Linked DNA regions of Mus musculus: all the other regions are linked to region 2. A link is a loop called in an ENCODE intact Hi-C map of the cell type or tissue named here. Cell type or tissue: left cerebral cortex. All regions are shown on one strand.

Region 1 (8,000 bases), 190 kb after region 2:
TCTTGAATGTTTACTGTGCGATGATGTCTAAGATACAACCATTCATTTCCTCTCTTGCTTCAGCCATGTGACAGCAATTTTGGGGATTCCTGGTATGACCTGTAGTGAGTCTGCATGAGAGAGATTCAAGTGGAAATGTAATGTAGGCAACTGGCAATATGGACAGAGGTCTTGGATATGAGGTCAGGGCTTTGGGAAGATGTAGATGATAATTAAAACCATCTGGAGATACTCCCCAGGAGGGAGCAGAGAGAAAGAAGAGAAAATGTCTGATGGACAGTCACTGGCACACTACCACATTCAGCCATGTCAAGGATGAGCAAGGACAAAAGAGAACAAAAAGGAACCAGTCAATAAGAAAGAAAATCAGAAGTCTGTGGAGACCTGAAGAGAACTACGCATAGCCATCTGTGTCCAGTGCTGTGGGAATATTAGGCTAATGCAAACAGGGTGAGTAGGAGAGAAACTGCCCATGGGAATCAGGCCTTGGTGAACTGGTAGGGGCGTGGGGACCAAGAGCACATTTGGAAGAAGGAAAGAAAGTTTGTGTCCTGGTAGCTTTAACAGAATGAGAATAATCGTGATGCATAAAGGAGCAGATAGATAAGGGGGTGGAGTCTGTCAGTCGGTTAGGAAGGAGAGTTATCTTCATTATCTTCATTGAAGTAGCCTTTAGTGACTTCTCCAGTGGATTGATAGCTCCATATCCACACCCAGTCATGACCAATGTGTTCCGTTAAAAATAAAACAAAAGACATGACGGAGAACAGAGACTTGTTGGGAGGTTAGTTTTAGGGGTGAGAAGGAGGTAAGGAGGTGAGGGGAGTGGCAGTGTGATCAGAATTCATTTTACCTATGTATAAAATTACCAATGGATGCATTACAATGAAAATTTTCAAGTAAAACAACAGAGAAAGAACAAGGCTAACAGGCACCAGAGACACTGGTGAGAGGGGAAAATAGACAAAGTTTTCTGTGGCCCTCCCTCTCCTCAGTAACGTGCAATGCAGAAAGCAAGAGGAGGCAGTGGATGGGAAAGGAAGTGGTATGGAAGAAGTTTCCACTGAGCTGGGAAGTAAGTAGAGCAAATGGTTATGGTGAAGGCCTAAGTTCTAAGACTTTACCCAGATCCAGAGATTTAACAAGCATAGCTGTCTCCAGCCATTTCTGGCTACCGTGGAAGATGAGTTGGACCTTTTAATAAGTGAGCTTGGCTGAGGAGGAGGAGGATATTGCAGTTGATGTGTGCATACTGGATCATAAACAGCAGAGGGAGGCAGCCTTTGAGGCTTCAGTGCTGTCAAAGACTTGCTGGAGGTAAAACCCAAGACAAGAGCAAGACTGGTAGAGAATGATGACCAGAGACCAGCATGAGACTGAGAAAGGAAAGGAATGGTCTATAGCTGAGTGCAGATGAATATATCTGGGTGACCTGAGTCTTGCATGGATACATGAATTAGGAAAAGCATTGTAGATAATGGGGTACTCAGCCCAGATCCCCAACCCAGTCCCTGCAGAACCACTCTGTAAATTGATAGTCCTGACAGCCCTGAACTGACTCCTCCAGTGACCATCTGTAGCTGTAGGAACCATCTTGCTTAATGCTTCATGGTGTAACCCTTTCTATCCTTAGCCCCAACATTGGCTTGGCACTTCAACTGCCTGTCTCCTCACCCAGCCTCCCTGGCAGCCAATCTGAAGGATCATCAAAACTTCAGGACTCCTCCCAGCACTGCAGGATCCATTGAGACTCCTACTGGAACTTCACTTGCTCTTCTCTCAAACACTAGCGACTTTGAAAGCACCTGCCAGGAAGCCACCAGGGCTTGAGTCTCCCCTCTGGACCCTAGTGCGTGAAATCAAGGATACAGCAACAGGTGAGACTGATCCCGAGACCTTCAAGGTAGTTAGTGAGCCGGAGGCTGTGTGTAGGACAGGGGAGATGAAGAGATGTTTTCTCTCTAGGATCCTTTTCATCTTCAGAATTCCCAAGCTGGACTCATGGTTAGGACTCATATGGTTCAACAAACTGATGAGAGAAGAGGAAAATTAGTCATTCTGCCAGATTGTAAACAAAAGAACCACATAGGCAGAGCAATGTAACGCATTTCTTTTTTAGTTTGTTTGCTTTTCCATGCCATTCTAGTGAAGCGCAACCCTCCCAGAAATCCCACAGGAAGCAAACTCTTCCTTCCCTGGCACTGTCCCTGAGGCTTGCTTGTCCAGTGAACCATGACTGGAAGGGCATGTGCTACTTAGAATGAGTTCTCCTCTTTAATTATTTATGTGTATGTACATGGGTGTTTGCCCACATGTATCATGCATCATGTACAGTACCCGAGGATGTCAGAAGAGGGTGTCAGATCCCCTGGAGCTGATGTTGTAGCGGTTGTGAACTATCATGTGGATACTGGGAATGACACCTTGGTCCTGTGGAAGAGCAGCCAGGATTCCTAACCACAGAGTGATCTTTCTAACTCCAAATGAGAGTTTTAGAAGCTACCACCATGGTTCCATTTTCTCTGATACCTCTTCCCTAAACCAACAACATTCCAGAGAAAGACCCGCTTGTCAGAACTGACTCCTAAAAACCATGTTATGAGTGAGCAATGACCCTTAGGAGAAAGCCACTGACGGTTTTCTATTACTCAATACTGCAGAATATCGGCACACGTGAGTCAGCCACCCGGGCACTCAAGATGGCCACTAAAGTCCAAAAAGATTCAAACCAATGGGCTGTGTGCCAAGAAAACTTAATTTTAAAAAATCAGATGATTGGGAAGCCCCTGTTATTAAGATATTTTTAAAATAGCCATTTGCTAAAAAGTCTGTTGTCAATTGCCTAAGATCACATCTTTGCTAATTTTGCTTATCAACTTCTGTGAATTTCGTTTTAAAATTGACCAAGGGTGAACTTTAATGCATTTGTTTGCTGATCCTATTTATTTAAGAAAAGTTTAAGTAGGTGAAAGGTCATATGGTGGCATGGTTTTTATTTCTTGGGGGAGGAGGGAGGCAAACTAGAAATGGCATCTGCCTAGAACGCTCAAGAGCAATTTAGATGATGAGAGAATTAGAGAGGGAAAACATCAAAGGCGGAATCGGAAAGGGACCTAGAGAACAGGAAATGCAACAAACAGAACTTGTATTCCGGAGCAATTGACTTATGGCAGCTGTTCCCAACATCAAAACCAGAGAACAAGCTTGTCCTCTACTGCCACCTTCAGGCCCTCCAGAGTCCTGACTCGCTTTGTACAGTTTGCAGTCATAAGTTTAGATTGCCCAGGTTGCAACCCCTGTGGGAGCTATTTCTACTTTTTATTTTAGCTACATCTTGCTGGAATCCACAGAAGTTTAAGAATAGCGGAACTTGTGTAAATGATCTTGACAGGTGAAAAATGAGATCAAAGAATGAGAATGCTTTAAGGAGATTTGAATGTTGGCAACGAGAAGCCCGCAAGCCGAGCTGGGGGCGGGGCTTCCTAGGACAGAGGTATTTTGGAGATGGATCACTGTTCTGTCAGCTGCCTGACAGGCTTTTGTGATTATGAGCGGGATCTGGAGGTGTAGAATGCAAATAAAATTACAGAATGGCAAATTTCTGGGTAGATCTAGAATAGGTCTGACTGAGCCTTGCATTTACCCAGCATAGCCAGTGACTTGGTGGCAATAAGATCACAGAGATATAACCTTGGCATGCATTAAACAGATCCACTCTCTCTGCATTGCACATAACTATTGAACAGTTCGTGTTCACTAAGAGCAACGTAAGCTAGAAATGTTGTTTTCATTATTGTAAATACAGCATGTTAGCAAATTAGCTCCCAAAAATATACTCAATGGATGCATGTTAAATTGAATTTCCTTTCATGTCAAAAGGCAGAATTTTCAAAGTATAAGTAACCGAGAATTTACTGACTGAAGCTCAAGAACACACCATTTTCTGGAGACAGTTGGAGAGCCTCCTGTTGGCTATGCTTCCGACCTAAAGACACCCTTCTTCACTTCAGTACACTGTTTGAATTCTTCTACTTACCAAGACTCCAATGAATCAGTCAAAGATTGGTGTTAATCACTAGGGTGGTAGGTTCCTTTAGTTACACACTGATTCCAGAATGGAGACTTTAAGTCTTCCTAAGTTGATGTGTTTGTTGCCTGGTACTGAATTCATCAATATCCTTCAATGGTATCTACTTCTGGCAGGACATCCCTGGTCCAGTAGTAGGTGACAGAGCAGCCATACTCCAGGTGTCAATTGTGATATATAACATCTAAGTTATTCAGACAATGAAAATGCCTTTGCCGTGCCTGGCAGGAACCAATTAATAAATCAAGGTGTTTTTTTTTCACATTTATCTTTATGTGTGCAGATTTCATACATACTGGTGCCATAGTGTGTGTCTGGAAGTCAGAGAGCAAGTGGTAGAAGTAGGCTGTTTTCTTCCAACATCTGGGTCCCAGAGATCAAGATTAGGTCATCAGGGTAGGCAAAATTGCCTATACTCACTGAGCCATTGTGATGGGCCCAGGAACAACTTCTTAATTGCCTCTTTAACCCAGTCACTTAGTAGACTCTAAGTGTTTTTAAATGAATTATTCATTCATTGATGGATTATGGAGTTACAGAAATTACAAATTCAATTCTAGGAAACATGGTAATGTCTCAATTCTGCTAGTCAGTTCAACCATGGGAAAAGCATGGTGTTTTCACTGGACTTGGCTGTGGGCCCTGGGACACCCTGGGCACTGTGAGAAATGTCAGAGATTCTACAGAATGCAGTGATAGGTGTCTGCCCTTCTGCCTTTGTCCTCATCTGTGTTGTTATTGCCATAACAGCATAGCCTAATGAGGTGGTTAATCTGGATTTTCAATGCAATGGGATTTATATTCATCATAGAAACAAACCTCTGAGCATGTCTGTGAGGGAGTTTCTAGATTGGATTAATTAGGGAAGACCCACCCTAAATGTGGGTGGCACCAGCCCATGGGCTGAGGTCCTGGGGTGAATAGATAAGAGAGAGGGAACCAAGCACCAGCTTTCCTCGTGCTCTGCTGTCTGACTGAAGATACAGTGTGACCCGTTGCCTCAAGTTTCTGCTGTCATGTCTTCCCTGCCAATGGTGGACTATATCACCTCAAACTGTGAACCAAATTAAGTGTACCCCCCGCCCCAGTTGCTTCCCACTACATATTTGGTCACAGCAATAAGACAAGTAACTGAGATACCTGGTACCTGGCTAGTTAGGGTTTTTTGTTTTTGTTTTGTTTTGTTTTGTTTTGTTGGGTTTTTGTTGTTTTTGTTTTTGTTTGTTGGTTAGGTTTTTCTGTTTTTTGTGTTTTGTTTTGTTTTTCTATTTTGTTTTTTGTTGTTGTTGTTGCTGTTGTTGTTTTTGTTAGCTTGACACAAGCCAGAGTTATTTTGGAAGGAGTTTTAACTGAGAGAGTGCCTCAATAAGATTGACCTAGAAAATAGGGAAGCAGACTACCCAGGCCTGACCTGGGGCACAAGCCCCTTCCGCTCCACTCGAGCCCCAGGGTACCTTGCCAGGGGAGTCGCCCGACACCTGCAAGGGCCCACACAGGATTCCCCACGGGATCCTAAGACCTCTGGTGAGTGGAACTCAGCGCCTGCCCCAATCCAATCGCGAGGAACCTGAGACTGCGGGAAATAGGGAAGCAGACTACCCGGGCCTGACCTGGGGCACAAGCCCCTTCCACTCCACTCGAGCCCCGGGGTACCTTGCCAGCGGAGTCGCCCGACACCCGCAAGGGCCCCCACGGGATCCTAAGACCTCTGGTGAGTGGAACACAGCGTCTGCCAGGAGGCCGGTTCGAACACCAGATATCTGGGTACCTTCCCTGCAAGAAGAGAGCTTGCCTGCAGAGAATACTCTGCCCACTGAAACTAAGGAGAGAGCTACCCTCCCAGGTCTGCTTATAGAGGCTAACAGAGTCACCTGAAGAACAAGCTCTTAACAGAGACAACTATAACAGCTAGCTTCAGAGATTACCAGATGGCGAAAGGCAAACGTAAGAATCCTACAAACAGAAATCAAGACCACTCACCATCATCAGAACGCAGCACTCCCACCCCACCTAGTCCTGGGCACCCCAACACAATGGAAAATCTAGACCCAGATTTAAAAACATTTCTCATGATGATGATAGAGGACATCAAGAAGGACTTTCATAAGTCACTTAAAGAATTAAAGGAGAGCACTGCTAAAGAGTTACAGGCCCTTAAAGAAAAGCAGGAAAACACAACCAAACAGGTAGAAGTCCTTAAAGAAAAACAGGAAAACACATCCAAACAGGTGATGGAAATGAACAAAACCATACTAGAACTAAAAAGGGAAGTAGACACAATAAAGAAAACCCAAAGCAAGGCAACGCTGGAGATAGAAGCCCTAGGAAAGAGATCTGGAACCATAGATGCGAGCATCAGCAACAGAATACAAGAAATGGAAGAGAGAATCTCAGGTGCAGAAGATTTCATAGAGAACATCGACACAACAGTCAAAGAAAATACAAAATGCAAAAGGATCCTAACTCAAAACATCCAGGAAATCCAGGACACAATGAGAAGACCAAACCTACGGATAATAAGAATTGATTAGAATGAAGATTTTCAACTTAAAGGGCCAGCTAATATCTTCAACAAAATAATAGAAGAAAACTTCCCAAACATAAAGAAAGAGATGCCCATGATCATACAAGAAGCCTACAGAACTCCAAATAGACTGGACCAGAAAAGAAATTCCTCCCGACACATAATAATCAGAACAACAAATGCACTAAATAAAGATAGAATATTAAAAGCAGTAAGGGAGAAAGGTCAAGTAACATATAAAGGAAGGCCTATCAGAATTACACCAGATTTTTCACCAGAGACTATGAAAGCCAGAAGAGCCTGGACAGATGTTATACACACACTAAGAGAACACAAATGCCAGCCCAGGCTACTATACCCGGCCAAATTCTCAAATACTATAGATGGAGAAATCAAAGTATTCCACGACAAAACCAAATTCACACATTATCTTTCCACGAATCCAGCCCTTCAAAGGATAATAACAGAAAAGAAGCAATACAAGGACGGAAATCACGCCCTAGAAAAAGCAAGAAAGTAATCCCTCAACAAACCAAAAAGAAGACAGCCACAAGAACAGAATGCCAACTCTAACAACAAAAATAAAAGGAAGCAACAATTACTTTTCCTTAATATCTCTTAATATCAATGGACTCAATTCCCCAATAAAAAGACATAGACTAACAGACTGGCTACACAAACAGGACCCGACATTCTGCTGCTTACAGGAAACCCATCTCAGGGAAAAAGACAGACACTACCTCAGAGTGAAAGGCTGGAAAACAATTTTCCAAGCAAATGGTCTGAAGAAACAAGCTGGAGTAGCCATCCTAATATCGGATAAAATCGACTTCCAACCCAAAGTTATCAAAAAAGACAAGGAGGGACACTTCATACTCATCAAAGGTAAAATCCTCCAAGAGGAACTCTCAATTCTGAATATCTATGCTCCAAATGCAAGGGCAGCCACATTCATTAAAGACACTTTAGTAAAGCTCAAAGCACACATTGCACCTCACACAATAATAGTGGGAGACTTCAACACACCACTTTCATCAATGGACAGATCGTGGAAACAGAAACTAAACAGGGACACAGGGAAACTAACAGAAGTTATGAAACAAATGGACCTGACAGATATCTACAGAACATTTTATCCTAAAACAAAAGGATATACCTTCTTCTCAGCACCTCACGGGACTTTCTCCAAAATTGACCATATAATTGGTCACAAAACAGGCCTCAACAGATACAAAAATATTGAAATTGTCCCATGTATCCTATCAGACCGCCATGGCCTAAGATTGATCTTCAATAACAACATAAATAATGGAAAGCCAACATTCACGTGGAAACTGAACAACACTCTTCTCAATGATACCTTGGTCAAGGAAGGAATAAAGAAAGAAA
Region 2 (8,000 bases):
AAATCTTCTGGGGAATATTTCCTGAGAGCACAAAGAAGCTGTGTTCCAGAGATAGCCAAGGCTGTACCCCCAGCTACAGCTGTACTTGGTAATGTGTAAGAGTCATGTAGATGGTACTGGTTTTGGAGGTATGAAGGGGTCATGGACAGCAGCTGGGGCTTGGCACTGTGAGAGGCCAGGGAAGGCCATTGATGAAGGTACAGCCTCAACTGCAGTTGAAGACCCAGAACTGAAAGGGTCATACAAAGAAGTTGAGGCTTGACACCATGAAGAGAGCCTATGACAGGCTATTAGTGAAGCCTAGCTACAGTTGAAGATCCCAGAGTATTGGAGATGCCAGTGCCATTCAGTGATCAAGAACAACAGGAGCAGTGGAGTGGAGCCACCCAGAGTATAGAATGCTACAGAGAGCAGAGCTAGAGATGTGACCCATGTCCTTTGGAGAAGCCCAGAAGATCATGTGTGGATCCCAAACATTGAAACAAGAAGCCAAAATGTTGAAGTTGCCTTGGAGACTCCAAGGTGTTTGAGATGCCAGAGCCATGGAATATCTGCTGAGGATAGCTCCTAACAGGAAGTGAAACCATCCCAGAAGGAAGAAGTTTGTTTCAGTCAACGAAGATGATGAAAAGGGAGTGGACATCTGAAGACCGTTTAGACATCTGCCATGGAGATGCAGAGTTTGGAGTTTGCCCAGCTGGTTTCCTGACTTGCTTTGGTGATTACAGTTAAGTGATTGGATGAATCTCAAAAGAGACTTTGAACTTTAAACTTTTAACATTGTTGAGCCTACTATAGACTATGGTGACTTTGGAAGTTGGACTAAATGTATTTTGCATTATGCTATGTTTAGGTATGGCCCCCATAGGCTCATGTTTGAAAAAGCGTATGAAAGCCAGGGAATGGAATGTGGTGGTTTGAGTATGTCTAGCCCAGGGAGTGGCACTATTTGGAGGTATAGCCTTGTTGGAGTAGGTATGCCAATGTGAGTTTGGGCTTTAACCCTCTTCTTGGCTTTTTAGAGGTCAGAGTTCTCCTGGCAGCCTTAGGATGAAGATGTAGAACTCTCAACTCCTCCTGCACCATGCCTGCCTGAACACTGCAATGCTCTGCCTTATTGATCCTGGACTGAACCTCTGAACCTGTAAGTCAACCCCAATTAAATGTTGTCCTTATAAGAGCTGCCTTGGTCATGATGTCTGTTCACAGCAGTAAAACTCTATCTAAGACTCCCTCCTTGCATGCATGTACTAAATATCTTCAAATGTTTAGGGCCCTAAGTTCTTTCCCCCTTCTGTCCTCTCCAGTTTCCCCTTCCCCTTCTGACTCATTCCTCCCCTTTTTTGTCTCCCCAGATAGTATCCTTCCTATAGGATACTTTTAGCTATGAAGAATCCATCCATGAAGGTACTAATCTGCAGTACTTATTGATGGCAAAATATGTACTTGGCATGCTATTTTTGAGTATCAAAGATAACTGATAGTGCCCCAGCCTTCAAGGAAGACACAATCCGGCTGACACTGGGCCACACTGCCAGTGAGCAGGGTTGTCAGTCAATAGAGTTAAAATGTAGTACAGCCGCATACTATAAAACATCTATTTCTCCTCATGTTTTCCCTTATCAGCTATAAGGTGGATTGTGCATCAACCGTTTCTGTTGTCCAGCATTCCGTGCAATGCTGAGGAAAAGATCGGCTACATTATGTGTTTTGTGTGAGTGAATTGGTAAAAGAGATTGGGTGACTTACGGATGAATTAAAAAAAAAATTTACTGGGAACAGCTTTTTACTATTTTTTTCCCTGAAAGCATCGTCCTCAATATCAAATCTAAGTGGGATTTTGTTTTCCCACTTAGTCATATTCTCAGAGAAGATACCCTCTTGAAAGCACTTGATTATATTTAAGGTAATATTCCCTGAGATGAGACCAGCAAACTCACTTGCGTCTCTGTGTACGCCCTCTGCAGGCCTCTGACCAGGTGGGACTCAGCTCCTTAACTTTTTTTTTTTTTTTAAACCATTTATAAGTTTGGTCTGTTAAAGAATTAAAACATCTTTGGGAGAATACAGCTAGAGAAACGAATGTCAAAGGGATTTGATCCCGCCAGACAGCAAGTGAGCAAAATCCCAAGGGTCTCTTTTGAGCAAACCAGGTGTCATCCAGATCTTCAGCAGCTGGGAACAAGAAGGCTGAGAAGCCCTCGCAAGAGAGCAGAGGGTCAAAAGCAAAGCCCAGATCCGCTCCTGTCCATCACCCCACATGAGTCACTCGGTCACCCTCAGTAGCTGCCCTGTTTCAGAATCTAGCAACTGAGACCCCAGAAACACTCATCACCAACTGTGGCGACCGAAGCGTCACACCCTGTTCCTCCTTCCATTTATGTTGCCTCTGTGCAGCACCTCAGATGGCCCAAACCACACAGTGTTCTGACTCCGAGAATCCCCTCTCTCCAGCACGTTGTCTTGGGACCAGTCTCTCTCTCTCTCTCTCTCTCTCTCTCTCTCTCTCTCTCTCTCTCTCTCTCTCTCTCTCTCTCTCTCTCTCTTTCTCTCCCCCCCCCGTCCCTCCCTCCCTCCCTCCCTCCTCCCTCCCCCCATCCAGCTATCACAGATTGCACGCTCTTCAGTGCAAACCAAGGGGACTCTCAGTATGGGGCTTTCTAACCTCTGTTAATCCCCCTGCCTCCACATTCCAGGAGTGCATGCCAAGCATAGGTGTGACTCCATTCTCCCTCCCTTTCCTGAAACCCTTTCCCTTCTGAGATCTCCAGGGTCAGGCTCTTTTCTGACTCATCAGCCCACCCACATGGGGGTCTCCAACCTTTGCACCCCAGCATCCAAATGGCATCCTTTCTGGTACTTGCCTCCTCTGGAGAGGATTGCTTTCCCGCTCAGAGACTCCTTGATAAGTCTCCCTTCGGGTTTCTGGGAGCCAGAGGGAGGAGATGTGTTACCCACTCGCTCAAGGGGAGCGGCAGGGGAAGCGACGCAAACTTCTGCTGCACTTACTTCGGGCCGAGGCTGCCGCCCCCGCTCCTCTCCGCTAGCTCTCCCACTGGCAGCTGCTTCTGGGCGACCCGAAGGAAGCCTCCACCATGCTCGCATTCCCCAGGCCAGCTACGACTGCGAAATGCGCAAGAAGGGAAAAATGAGTCTTTCGGTGGCAAGAGTGCCCTGTGTCCGGGTCCAGCACGGAGATCTTATTGCAAGCTTGAGCCTCCGCTACCTTTAGCAGCCCTGGGATGCTGTGCTGGGGCACTGCGCCCCGTGTGCCTCGCTCTTCGACTGGGCTGTTTCTGTCCGACTTGCAGTTTTAGTGCATGCCAGGACTGCAGCACCCTCTCCGTCCTCCTGGGGAGACGACTTTCAAGTCACCTGGAGGTTGGCGAGGCTCCTCCGCGGGCGCGCATCGTGACAGGGAGGAGCGCGGGAGCGGTGGCTGCCCGAGTGCGCCTCCAGCATCCTTAGCAAGGAGCGCACAGCCCTCTCCCGTCGCTCTCCTCCGGACTGCAGTCCTGACGTCACCTGCCCTCCCTCCCGCCCCACGGAGGAGCGGCGGCAGCAGAGGGTGGGGTGCGGTGAGCGAGGATGCTGGAGTGTGAGTGTGTGAGTGTGCACGCGAGCGTGTGCCCCGCAGGGCTGAGGACTGGGAGGAAACGCAGCTGGATCCGAAATCTAAGCTTTCGCAAAGCGGTGCTGAAGGGCTACAGTGAACAGCTGGGGGCGCTCGTTTCCCAGTTGGGGCTGAGTTTGGAGGAGACCAAGAGAGAGACAGATCGAGGTAGCAGTGAGGGTGGTGGGAGAGGTCCGAGTTGCAAAGGATGCATTAGAAGTTTGTAGGATGCACAGGACTCCTTCTTAAAAGCTGCGCAGGAGGCAAAGGGGGTTAACCACCATGGGACAGCGCAGCTTACTCTCCAGTAACAGTCTGGGTAGAGTTGGGAGCTCTCAGCCTTGGCTCTGGCTGCTAGTTCCCTACCGGGAGCGAGCTTTTGAGCCTCTAGTTGTTACAGAGTGATCACTGCAGCTGTTGGTCCCCACCTAACTTACTTCTTTTTATGAGCCTGGGGGAATTATGGCCAGAAACTGGGAGAAGGTGCCCTGAGCAAAAGTGGTCAAGGGCGAGGAGTGTGAGGGTCATCCTCTAGGTCCTAGGTCAAAGTCTGCCCGACTAGCGTGAGGATTCTGAGCAAGATTCCCTTGCTGTTTGTTGTCAAGGGTGAAACTAACTTCTTGTCTCTGCAGCCTTGCAAGACTTTCCTCCTTGTCCGAAATTGCCTTTGTGTTGGGATGGAGAAAGGTTATTCCTGGAGCACTTGTCCCCTTAGTATACTTTTTTTTTTTTTCCTGCACTCTACACTCCTCCCAGATCCCATGGCCAGCTAGGAGCTGACTGCAGGCTGAGGGAGGACTCCCTGGTAGGAGCGAAGTGTGCAATGCGCTGCTGCGCTCCAGTCCAGGCCGGATCTGCTGCCAGTATCTTGGCGTCCAGCTCAGGAGCGCTGCAGTGACTGCTCCCGCAGCCAGCAATTTTGTCCTGGTGAGAGGCAGTGAAATTTAACTGCAAGCATCTTCCTTCCTGTATCGAGACACCATTTAATCGCCGATGTGCTCATACTCATTAAAATCTTTTCAACGGAGACTAGGAAGAAGGAATTGAAAGAGATAAAATTATTCTCAGTTTCAAGATGTTATATATATATATATATATATATATATATATATATATATATATATATATATATATATATATATCCAACTTTCTAAAGTTTTGGAAGTGAGTTCAGTAAAGAAGCCCCAATCCCAGTTCTCCAATGGACTAAACAGAAGCAAGAGTAGGAACCATGCTACTGTGTTAGGTTTACTAATTTTTAAAACTCACACATTTAAACATTGGAAATCTAGCTAATCAGGTAAAATGATGGATATCCTCAATAACCACAGGCTGGGTCCACAAACAAATAGCATAATTAAAGCGTAAAGATACAACATTCTCCTAATGAGAGCAGGGAATAGCAGAGAGGGACATAGGGCCATCAGCCGCCATGTTCTTCTGGAACTGACCTATTTTTTAAGGTGTTATTTTGAAAGCACGGTGACACCATGAAAGTCTTACATAACCAGATCCCAGCTATGTGAGTTTCGAAAGCATAATTTCTCCGTAGGAGTCACCGTTCCCTGAAAATGCCAATTCAGATTAATAGTGTGGAAATAAGCAAGCCATTGACAAATTAGTGATTTGAAAACAAAATTGAAAAGTGACAGCTGTGAACCTTCCAAGCTGGGCCATGATTTTGTTTGCATGTGTTTAATGCAGGAAGTTAGTGATGCCCTGTCAGCTACTGTGACAGTATGGCTGACATGTCCTCAGCAAATTTTGTCCATTTGACATGACAGACACAAGCAGCTCCTTCCTTTATTTTGCATTGCATCTTGTGCACACCTGGAGGTCAGCCATGTGTATATGTTGATGTGATTGGTTGTTTGCATGTCTGTCTTCCTTCCAAGCTTATAAGCCATTCCCCAGTGGGCATTGGTTTGCTTTTCTTGGGATTCAGCATAGGGTCTAGTAAAGCTTCCCTGGATTGTTTTTAAAGAGTATAATATGACTACAATGAAGAATCTGGCTTTCAAATAGGAAGATGATTGGAACAAAGCCAAGAACCAGAAAGGACCCCAAGCACAGATCCTCAATCAGTGATCCCCAACCCCAGACACAGCAAGAGGACTGACAAGAACTGGAGAGGCCTTCAATAAATAGTGCTGGCAGAACAGAACTGGATACACAACCAAAAGAAGGAAGTCTGACCCTTAACACCACACAAAGTTGGATGAGAGTGGACAAAAGACTTAAGATGAGGCCTGAAGCCCAAAGAAGGGGACAGGACATGGATTCCTTGACAGTGTCTATGACCAGTGATATGTGGCCATCAACTTTTTTTCAATATTATATTGAAAGCTTGAGTTTCAAGAGCAAAGATCAATAAATGGAACAATATCAAACTGAAAAGCTTCTGGACCATGCATAATGGATATGGGTTACCATCCAATCTATGAAGTGTCTTTATAACTCAGTAGCAGATAAACAAATGACCCAATTAAAAAAATTAACAAAGGATCTAAACACACATTTCTCCAAAGAAAACATGAGCTTTTTGTTTGTTTGTTTGTTTTTAAGGCTAGAAAGTGAACTGGAGAGATACTTTACAGTTAAAAATGCTTTCTAGTCTTCCCGAGAACCTGAGTTGGGTTACTAGCACCCACACTGGGCTGCTCACAACCACATGTAAGTCTAGCTGCAAGGGATCCAGCACCATCTTCTGTTACCCATAGGTACCTGCACACATGAGCTATATATACATCACCACCAGCACTCTTCCTACCCCACATAAATAAAAATTAACAGTAAGTCTAAAAATCAAGTCCAGAGAGTATGGGTCAAGATGCTCAACATCATTGAATATCAAATGTAATCTAAATTAATATTACTATAAGATATCACCTTATATTTGTTAAGACAAATGACAATAACTATGAATAAGGGTGTAAGAAAAAGGAGAACCTTGTACCATATTGGTAGGAATATAATTAGATGCAGTCATTATGAAAAATATTTTTACAGTTAATAACAGTAGAAATACCATATGCCCCTCAATCCATATCCCAGGTATATAGCTGAAAAAGATGAACTCAATCTCTCATAACAATGCCTGTGTCTCCTCCATGCTCATTGCAGGATTATTAATAATATGCATGGTTTAGGAATAACCTAAAAGAAATGATAGCACAAAAACGATATAATTCAGCCTTAAAAGGGAAATCCTGTTATTTTCTACACCATGGCTGGACTGTCTAAAATGCATGACAAACATTTTTTATTATGTAGAGTGTAGCACACCCATCAGCAGGGTATAGCTATTGCTGATAAGCAAGGAGAAAAGGTCAACTCTTCTTACCCTGAACTTCTCCCCAACCATTGTGAGAGGAGCCACAGTCCAAATCTATCAGGTCAGAGTCCAGTGTTCTGTGACTGTGCTCCCAGCACAGACTATGTTATCCAAGTAGTTCAAGTACCAAGCACATTATAGGAACCGGATAGAGAACAAACTCTCTACCCCAGAACAAACACGGCAATCTGCAACTATACTAACAAAGACATAAGAACCCTTAGGGAGTCAGAACCAGAGGATCCTGGGTAGGAAGTACAGCTTTAACATACTGCTTTTTCATATGATGCACCACAGTATATGATTAATATTAGCTATTAATATTCCTAAACCAAAATGGCAAACATATGCTGGCAAAATTATGGAGAAACTTGGCTCTATCATTCTAGAAGCTATCTCCTAGGAAGAATAAGCTCCCATGGTCTTTGAAGCAACTTCTCACCTTCTATACCAATTAGAAAGAGCGTGTGCATGAAAGGACAAAGGCAAAGCTAGTCCTGGTAATACATGCCTAGAATCCCAGCATTCGGGAGCTAGAGGTGGGAGGGCCGAAGAGTCATGATCAATTTGAACTCTGTAACAAAACCCTTTTGGAAAAATAAACTAAACAAAATGTCCCCCAAGCCAAACACCATTTTTTTTGTTATTGAATCTTTTTATTAGATATTTTCTTCATTTACATTTCAAATGCTATCCTAAAAGTCCCCTATACTGTCCCCCTACCCTGTTCCCCAAGCCCACCCTACTCCCCAATCCACTCCTGCTTCCTGGCCCTGGCATTCCCCTGTACTGGGGCCTATAATCTTCACAAGACCAAGGACCTCTCCTCCCATTGATGAGCTACTTGGCCATCTTCTGCTACATATACAGCTAGAGACATGAGCTCTGGCGGGGGGGGGGGGGAGGCGTACTGGTTAGTTCATATTGTTGTTCCTCCTATAGGGTTACAAACACCATTATTTAAAGGAAGAAAAAACAGAATATTTTTCACATACTACTTAGCTTCCTGAAATTCTTCTGAAATCCATTTAACATACAGCTTATAATATTAAC
Region 3 (8,000 bases), 180 kb after region 2:
CTAATTAAATATTCTTTAATAATGAACACATTGTATAAGACTATTCACATCCAAATGAAGCTGCTATAATTCTTCTGGATAATTACTCATTAATGATAAATGACAAAAGTAAGTAACAATGTGAACAATGCGAAAAATCCTACGTAAGAAAATAAGAGAAAATATAATCAACCATATCCTATCTACATCTAACATCTAAGTAACATCTAAGGTGACCCTGATGTATGTCTGCTAGAAGGGCCAAAGTTCAGACTGCTGACAGACAGCACTAAATGCTAGTTATCTCAGGGTTTCTGTTGCCTTGATGAAACACCAAAAGCAATTTGGAGAGTGTCGAAGGATTTTCTCTGCCCAATTACATTAGTGCAGAGATCTATGACTGGCAGGGAAATGGGAGGCAGAGCTAAGAGTTGTGAAGACAGGGAGCATTGGAGGGTAGGAGGAGAAGGAAGATGACTTTGGACGTGAACCCGTGTCATGTTTACCAGCCACAAGAAGTTGTGGTATCATAAGGTTGGATTAATTGGAATAAAGCTCTTATCATTATCAATTGGCTCTGAAATTATTATATTGGCACCTTGTAAATTGTGCTATTATTGATACATAAATCTGATTGGTTAATTAAGCTTTAAGAGCCTTGGTTTTACTGGGTTACTGGGTATTGTGATATGCAACTGGAAGGTTGGCAGTTCCATTTGACTACTGGAATGTGGGATCACCGACTACATGAGTTTATGACTGAGGAAGAACTAGTGGCATCAGGGACAAGCGAACAAGAGCTGGGAATGCTGCAATTGGGCGCAGCCGGACTATCTGGAGAGAGTTGCCAGTGGTGGCAGGAGCTCAGGGCGTGGTCCGGCCCCACGGAGATCTGGCAGGTTCATTTCTTTAATATTTCCCACAACAGGGCAGGCAGGAAGGGTTTATTTGGCTTTTATATTCTGAATCATAATCCATTAAAGGAAGCCAAGCCAGCAGCTCAAACTGGAGCAGAAAATTGGAGGCAGGAGCTGATGCAGACCACTCCAGACATCCCTGCGATCTTGCTTGTCCATTTTGTGATCACAGTGAGGCCATGGTGCAGTGCTTACCCTTCATGGCTTGCTCAGCCTGTTTCCTTGAAGCACCCAGGACCACCAACCCAGGGATGGCAGCACCCACAATGCCCTGTGCCACTCCACAGCAATCATGAATTAAGAAAACGTCCTTCTGGCTTGCCTACAGCCGGAGGTTATGAAGGCATTTTCTCAGTTGATGTTCCCTCCCCTCCCATGACTCTAACCTGTGCCAAATTCACCTGTAACTAGCTCAGCACACTGGTGAAAGTGCATAACAAGAGCTCTCCTCAGTGGCCACAGAACACAGAACCACTCATACCCTTTGTAAGGCAGATGGCAATTTCTTACAAAACTAAACCACAATGTGGTGGTTCATGCCTATAATCCCAGCACTCAGGAGACAGGGGCAGAGGCAGCTGATTATCTGTGTGTTTGAGCCTAGCCTGGTCTACAAAGAAAGTTCCAGGACAGCCAGGGCTGATACATAGATAAACCCTGTCTCAAAAAAAAGCCAAAAATAACAACAACAAAACAACAACAACAACAACAACAACAACAACAACAAAAGACCAATACTCAAAAAAAAAACTAAGGCAAGCAAGCAAGCAAGCATCTTCCTCAGTACTTACTCAAAGGAACAGAACAATCATGCCTACACAACTGCACACAGCTTTTTATAGCAATTTTATGCATAATCATTAAAACTTGTAAGTAATGGGATGTCCTTATGTGTGTATATTGACGAACTGTGGAATAGCTGAAGAATGGAATAATAATATTCAGCATTAAAAAGGAAAACAAGAAGACCTCTCAATCCATGTTTTAAACGTAAGAGGTAAAAGCATCTTACTACGTGAAACGAGCCAATCCAAGAGGCTGAACACTTTTCTAACTAAAATGTGGAAAGGGAAAGCGATCCATGAGGGGAAATGGATAGGCTAAGACAGGGAGTTTTAAGGAAGTAAAATTAAGGAAGTACAATTCTGTAATGATGGATAGATGTCATTAAGCACTTGTTCAATTTCATAGTGTGAAGAGGAAATTCCAGGGCTAGGATTGCTCGGTTGGTTAAGTCTGATTGGTGTCCAACCATGAGAAGTAGAGTTTGAATCCCAGAACATATGTAGCAAGCCAGGCACCTGCAAACACCTGTACTAGCAGCTCAGGGGAATCCAATGCCATCTTTTGGCCTCCATGTGTGGAAATGTGTATATGTGCACAAATGTGTGCATATATCCCCTTTACACACACACATTTATAAAGCAAACTCTAATATAACAATGTGACCCTATGGTGTAGGGTACTAGAAATTAAGAGGTCTATGAGAGAAATGTAATATCTCAGTCTCTGCTGCTCAATTTTCCTGTGACCTTAAAACTACTCTTCAGAAAGAATTCACATGCTCATGTATGGTCATGAGTTCATATATATGTGTATATGTATATAGTTATTGGGGTGTGTGTGTTATCGCTTTGCTATGAGATCTTCTTTTTCCTATCCTTTGTTTCTCCACCCTTGGGTTCATTCCCTATCATTAGATAAGAGAGAGAGAGAGAGAGAGAGAGAGAGAGAGAGAGATCCCTAAATTTAATTTCTTTTCTTTTGTTTCTTCTTTGAGAACAATGACTAACAAACCACAAACAGCCCCCATGAAGGACCAACAACGCCAACCCCACCTTTTGAGGCCCTAGCATTTACATCCTCTTTGAAAAGTTTCCAGAATTCCAAATGTCATATAATCGCAGAATCAACCTGCAACTGGCAAAACCATGCCTCTGCTAGAGCATCAGACAAATCATAGTCAGCTGTGGACAGTCTGAAGCAACCCCACAGCCCCATGCCTACGATTCAAGTAAAAGCACATTCTTATAATAATGTGTTTTTTAAAGAAACCAACATTCCATATTTGTCATTGTGTGTGTGTGTGTATTATGTGTATGTATGTATGTGTGTATGTGTGTATGTGTGTATGTGTGTATGTATGTATGTATGTATGTATGTGTATGTATGTATGTGTGTATGTATGTGTGTATGTATGTATGTGTGTATGTATGTATGTGTATGTATCTATAAATGTGTGTATATATGTATGTATATGTGTATATGTGTGTATGTATGTATGTGCATGTATGTGTATGTATGTGTATATGTATGCGTGTGTATGTATGTGTGTATGTATGTGTGTGTATGTATGTATGTGTGTATGTATGTATGTATGTATGTATGTATGTATGTATGTGTGTGTAAGCTTACGTTAATAGAGAAACAAATGCCATAGTACCCTAGACATCCCTGCAATCTTGCCTGTTAGCTTTGGGAACCGGGTGTTCTAAAGCTATCAGGTCGCAAAACAAATGTCATTGTGGAAACATCAGAAGTTTCCAATTCCCAGACCACACCCAGGATTCTGCTCTTTCCTGAAGAAAACATTCCCTTTTTTGCTCGGCAAACTAGGCACGGGCCCAACCTCAAAGCGCTTCCATAGCTTTGCCGCTAGAGGGAGCCACTGCTCCTCTCGCCCTCTTGGCCAGTTTGCTTTCCAAATCTGAGTCCCCAGCAATTTCACACACCCTTATTTTCACTTAGATTTTCCCCATTGTTAAAACAACGTAATCACAGCAAGATGAATTCTCTCTGAAAACCCAAAGACCGAATTACAGTAGACAACAGGTACAAATGATCTTTGCTCTAAAGAATCAGGGGGGGAACCATTATCAAGTTTATAGCTACTGATATTATCCTCACATCCTTTCAGAAATGGATTCATGGAGTCCAGGATGCTCTAACTCAAATTACGCCATGTTGGCATGTTGAATATTACAGGCTGAAGGGGTATGAGAGACGGTATTTGCAGGTGACTCTCTGGCTGTCCTTTATCCTTCTAGGTCCCAAAGAGTACATAGGGTGGGAAGGGTTTCCTCCCTCTACATCAGAAACATATTTCCCAGGGTAGGAGAGCAGCACCTCTCATGGGCACCTGCAGCTCGTAACATTCTGTTGATACTGTGGATCTGACATTTATGCTGAGCTGTGTGAGTGTGGGGTCAAAGCCGGAGCAACTCCTGTCCATGTCCCTGGTATCAAATTAATAACTAAACAAATATTTGGCATATTGTTTTCCATTTTTCCAGAACATTTGTAAAATAACCTAGATTAGATGTGAATAAGATAAACACCTATGAAGAAGATAAAAACTATAATGTAGAGGTGGGGACAGAGGAAGATTACAACCAAAACACTATCTCAAGACACGGACGGGCGTGGCTGGGCAGGGCAGGTTTGGAGCTGGAAGAACAAACTGTCCTGGAATTCACTATCAGTCCTAAAACAGCACGTCCTCAGTGACTGGCGATGTTCATCAGACCATCTCAGCTTCACAGAGGGGAATAAAAGCCCCGGGAGAGAAGAAACACTCTTCATTCTTTCAGCCATTAAGAAGAGAAAATTGTAAACCTAGTGAGACTGTAGATGATTTCAGCCCTAGCATAAACCTCAGCTGCCTACATGGCAGTAGCCACTTCAGGCCTCTCAGATCTAGAGTAGCCTTGTGGATGTCAGAAGAGGGGATTCTTAAAAATCAAGACCACCCTCAGGAATCATAAAAGAGGGTTACAGGATAAGTCCGGGGCAAAGCTTGCTGGTCCAGAGTGCACCATCAGCTAGAGATAAGTAACTAATGAAACCGTACCCCTTACACTGTCCCAGCCCACTGCGCTTAGGTGGGAGACATATGGAAGTCTGCAGCCAGAGAAAGAACAACTTTTGAGTGGACCTATTTTCTCAGAACCCTTTAGGGATTTTGAGGCCCAGACATCCCATCATGTCTTAGTGACTAGGTTTACAAACAGATGCAACCATGCAGATGTGCAAGACAGAGCAGACTCACAGAGAAAGGAGATGGTGGTAGTAGACTTTCTGTCCTATTGACCAAAACAACATGAACAACTTATTTTCCCTCATGATTTCAAAGTTCTCTATCCATTTTTCCGGCTTCATTGACTGTGGCAGATGAAGCATCAGATGCATGTCCCACTTCATGGTGGAAGGAAGAAGAGCAGGAAGGAAAGGAGAACCAGCTGTCTGAGGAGATGCCGCCATTAGGCCCTGGCTCCCAACGTTTCCTACCTAGTCTCCAGAGGGAACATTCAGCCATGAGCCTGTAGTGCACACTTCCCACCCAAATCATGACTGAACTAGTCAGCTTCATCTATCAACTTCACACGGCCCAGAGGCAGCTGAGAGAGTCGCAGTTGAGTGATTACCCACGTAAGATTGGTCACGTCTTTATGATATCATCTTGATTGGTGATTGATTTGGGAGGGCCCATCCCTTTATGGGTGGCAACATTGCTAGGTAGACCAGTCTGTGGGCTGTAGAACAAAGCTAACAGAGCTGTTGGCGAGATGGAGCAGCAGTTAAGATCACTGCTTGCTCTTTCAGAGGACCTAGGTTCAATTCCCAGTACTCATGAGACAGCTCACAGCTGTCAGTGACACTATTTCTGAGTAGTGCATTGCCCTCTTCTGGCCGCTGTGCGCACTAAAAACTAAAAAGAACTATAAATAAAAGACTATGTGCAACCAAATTAGCAACTGTAATTGCCATTAAAGTGACAATTTAAGCCCCACTTCTTAAAAGAGAAGAAAGCTGGAGCTTTGAGTGGCACAGCCGGCCAGTAGGCGACCCTTCATTTATTGCCCCAGGTTCCTGCCTCAAGTCCATGCCCTGACTACCCTCAATGGTGGATTCTGACCTGAAGTGTAAGACAGAATAAACGCTGTCCTCCCCAAATTGCTTTTGGTCATGGTGTTCATTAGAGCAACAGAAAGCAAAGTAGAACAATAACAGTGCCATCCAGCAGATACCCATCCATTACCCAACTGCCTGGCCACATGGCTTTTCTTACATGCTACTTCAACACCTATGCAAACACCTACAAATGCCCAAACTGTACAACAGCAAGCTATGAGGTGGTCACTCTTTTGTAAATACATTAACAAATTAGCAGTCAAGTCATGTATCTGTGTGAGTACCACTCCTCATTCCAGTGCTGAGTGGATATTTACTAGATGACTATTGGATGAAGTACTGGCTTTGAAGATGGGTACAAACGTCAATAAGTAACAGCTCTCTTTCCATGGGACTCTAGGTAGGGTGATGGAGGAGGAAACAATAAGAAAAACATTCTATAAAAAATGATTTATGGGTCATGGGAGAATGAGGGGCAAGGAATTCCTGTTGGCTGTCTAGAGGTATCCATTCAATTAGAGTTCTAGTGCCAAAGACGCCCCAGTGTCTCATTTCATAAACCAACAGTCAAACAATTCTCTCTCTCCAATGCTCAAAGCTCTAACAACATTAACTCTGAAGGTCCCTGGTTGATACTTAATATACTTGTTAAACTCAGTCTCCCAATCTCTAACTTGCCTGCTACCTCTTTTAACACAGTACAGCCATTAGTTTATCCTGTTAGCTATGAAAATATGCCCTCGCAAACTAGCAAGCTTACAGATTACAGCCTGAAATAGATTGCTTTGTATGTTTAAGAGTGCCTGTGTTCTCCAGTTAACAGAAGAGTTTTAAAAGGTACTTGCTTATTTTTTCCAAGTTTGGCTATGTTTAGAGCATGTGCATTCGCGAGTGTGTGTATGTGTGTGTGTGTGTGTGTGTGTGTGTGTGTGTGTGTGTGTGTGTACATTCATGCCTGCAACTGCAAATACACATATGTTCCCATGGAGACTGGAGGACACCCTTGTCATCCTCAGAATATCATTTGAGACAGAGTCTCCCCTAGGCTGGTCAGCCAGCCCCAGTGATCTTCCTGTCTCTCCTTCCCAGTGCTGGGATTACAAGCAGCAACATGCCCAATGTTCTTATGTGGATTCTGGGATGGAGCTCAGACCTTCATGCATGCATGCCAAGCTATGCACAAACATGATGATTTTAGAATATATGGGGAACTTGTGGTGACTTGGGCAAAAAAAGTGAGACCCATGGCCATAAGCCATGTTTAGGAGACAGGTGTTACCCATAATTAGTGTAGTCACAAATGGGACACTCCCTGAGGGCTATTGAGACAACTCCTCCCCACACCATTCCTGCCACAATTCCTGGGAACTTTGATACCTTTACTGGTGACATCTTCAGTTTTTTAGTCTGCTAATCACAGCCTTTTTGTCACAATAGTCTCATCTTTACCTTATCTGAGTCAGCTACCATCATGGTCATACCTAGTCCATTAATTTCCAACAAGGATAGTTCCCAAACTCAAGATTACCATTGGTTCACCTCTGCGTGTGACCTCCCTGTCTTCAGGGTCAGCCCAGACCTAACACCCAGCACTACCTTTCCTTTGCAGGGGAGCTCAGTTCTAGTGTCAACTGCCATTTAGTCATTGTCACCCAGAAAACTCCAACTTCAGCCAAACCTGCCAGCTTTTACCTACCCACTCCTCAGCCATACCTGTGTAATGGAGCATGGTTAGAAGAAAACACTGTCATAGTGGCTAGAACTCCAAGCAGCCTCTGGGGCTACTGCCAGTCCCTGGAGACTTGTATCAACCTCGGTCTTCTGAAGAGCCATGTCTTGTCTGTTCTCTATTTTTTCCAACCTCTCAAATCCTGTCCATTCTTCAATGTCAACTGATTGCTTTTGTATTTAAAAATAATCTTCACCAATAAATGTATTAATGTTTGCACCTATAGACATATACCCCCTCTTCCATTTCATAACAATTGTGTGGCCGCCATAGACTCATCTGTTTGAATGCTTGGCTCACAGGAAGTGGCACTATTAGGAGGTGTGGTCTTGTTAGAGTAGGTGGGCCCTTGCTGGAGGAAGTGTGTCACTGTGGGGGTGGGGCTTTGAGGTCTCATATGAGCTTAAGTCTGATCAGTGTGGCACAGTCCCCTTTTCTGTCTGCAGATCAAGATATAGAATTCT

What was found. Peaks named below come from ENCODE experiments on the same cell type or tissue, not always from the same donor. Only the 100,000 strongest peaks of a DNase experiment are listed, where the experiment ranks them.
Region 1: it touches region 2 in a loop (6-fold over the local background); 16 of 42 quality-filtered maps call a loop at or near these places.
Region 3: it touches region 2 in a loop (2.3-fold over the local background); 16 of 42 quality-filtered maps call a loop at or near these places.

The regions. Positions count from the first base shown.
Region 1 is chr2:19,711,254-19,719,253 of GRCm38, reverse strand. No RefSeq gene overlaps it. Among named protein-coding and RNA genes, the nearest start is that of Gm24670, 24 kb to the right of the region's middle. In left cerebral cortex, a CTCF peak has its summit at 3,230 (motif pointing left); a DNase peak (open chromatin) is centred at 3,219.
Region 2 is chr2:19,905,289-19,913,288 of GRCm38, reverse strand. It overlaps a transcript of Etl4 not described here. Among named protein-coding and RNA genes, the nearest start is that of Gm24670, 220 kb to the right of the region's middle. In left cerebral cortex, CTCF peaks have their summits at 1,956 (motif pointing left) and 3,697 (motif pointing right); DNase peaks (open chromatin) are centred at 2,274, 3,045, 3,577 and 4,421; H3K4me3 peaks cover 2,965 bases; H3K27ac peaks cover 1,990 bases.
Region 3 is chr2:19,722,648-19,730,647 of GRCm38, reverse strand. No RefSeq gene overlaps it. Among named protein-coding and RNA genes, the nearest start is that of Gm24670, 35 kb to the right of the region's middle. In left cerebral cortex, a CTCF peak has its summit at 3,555 (motif pointing right); a DNase peak (open chromatin) is centred at 3,541.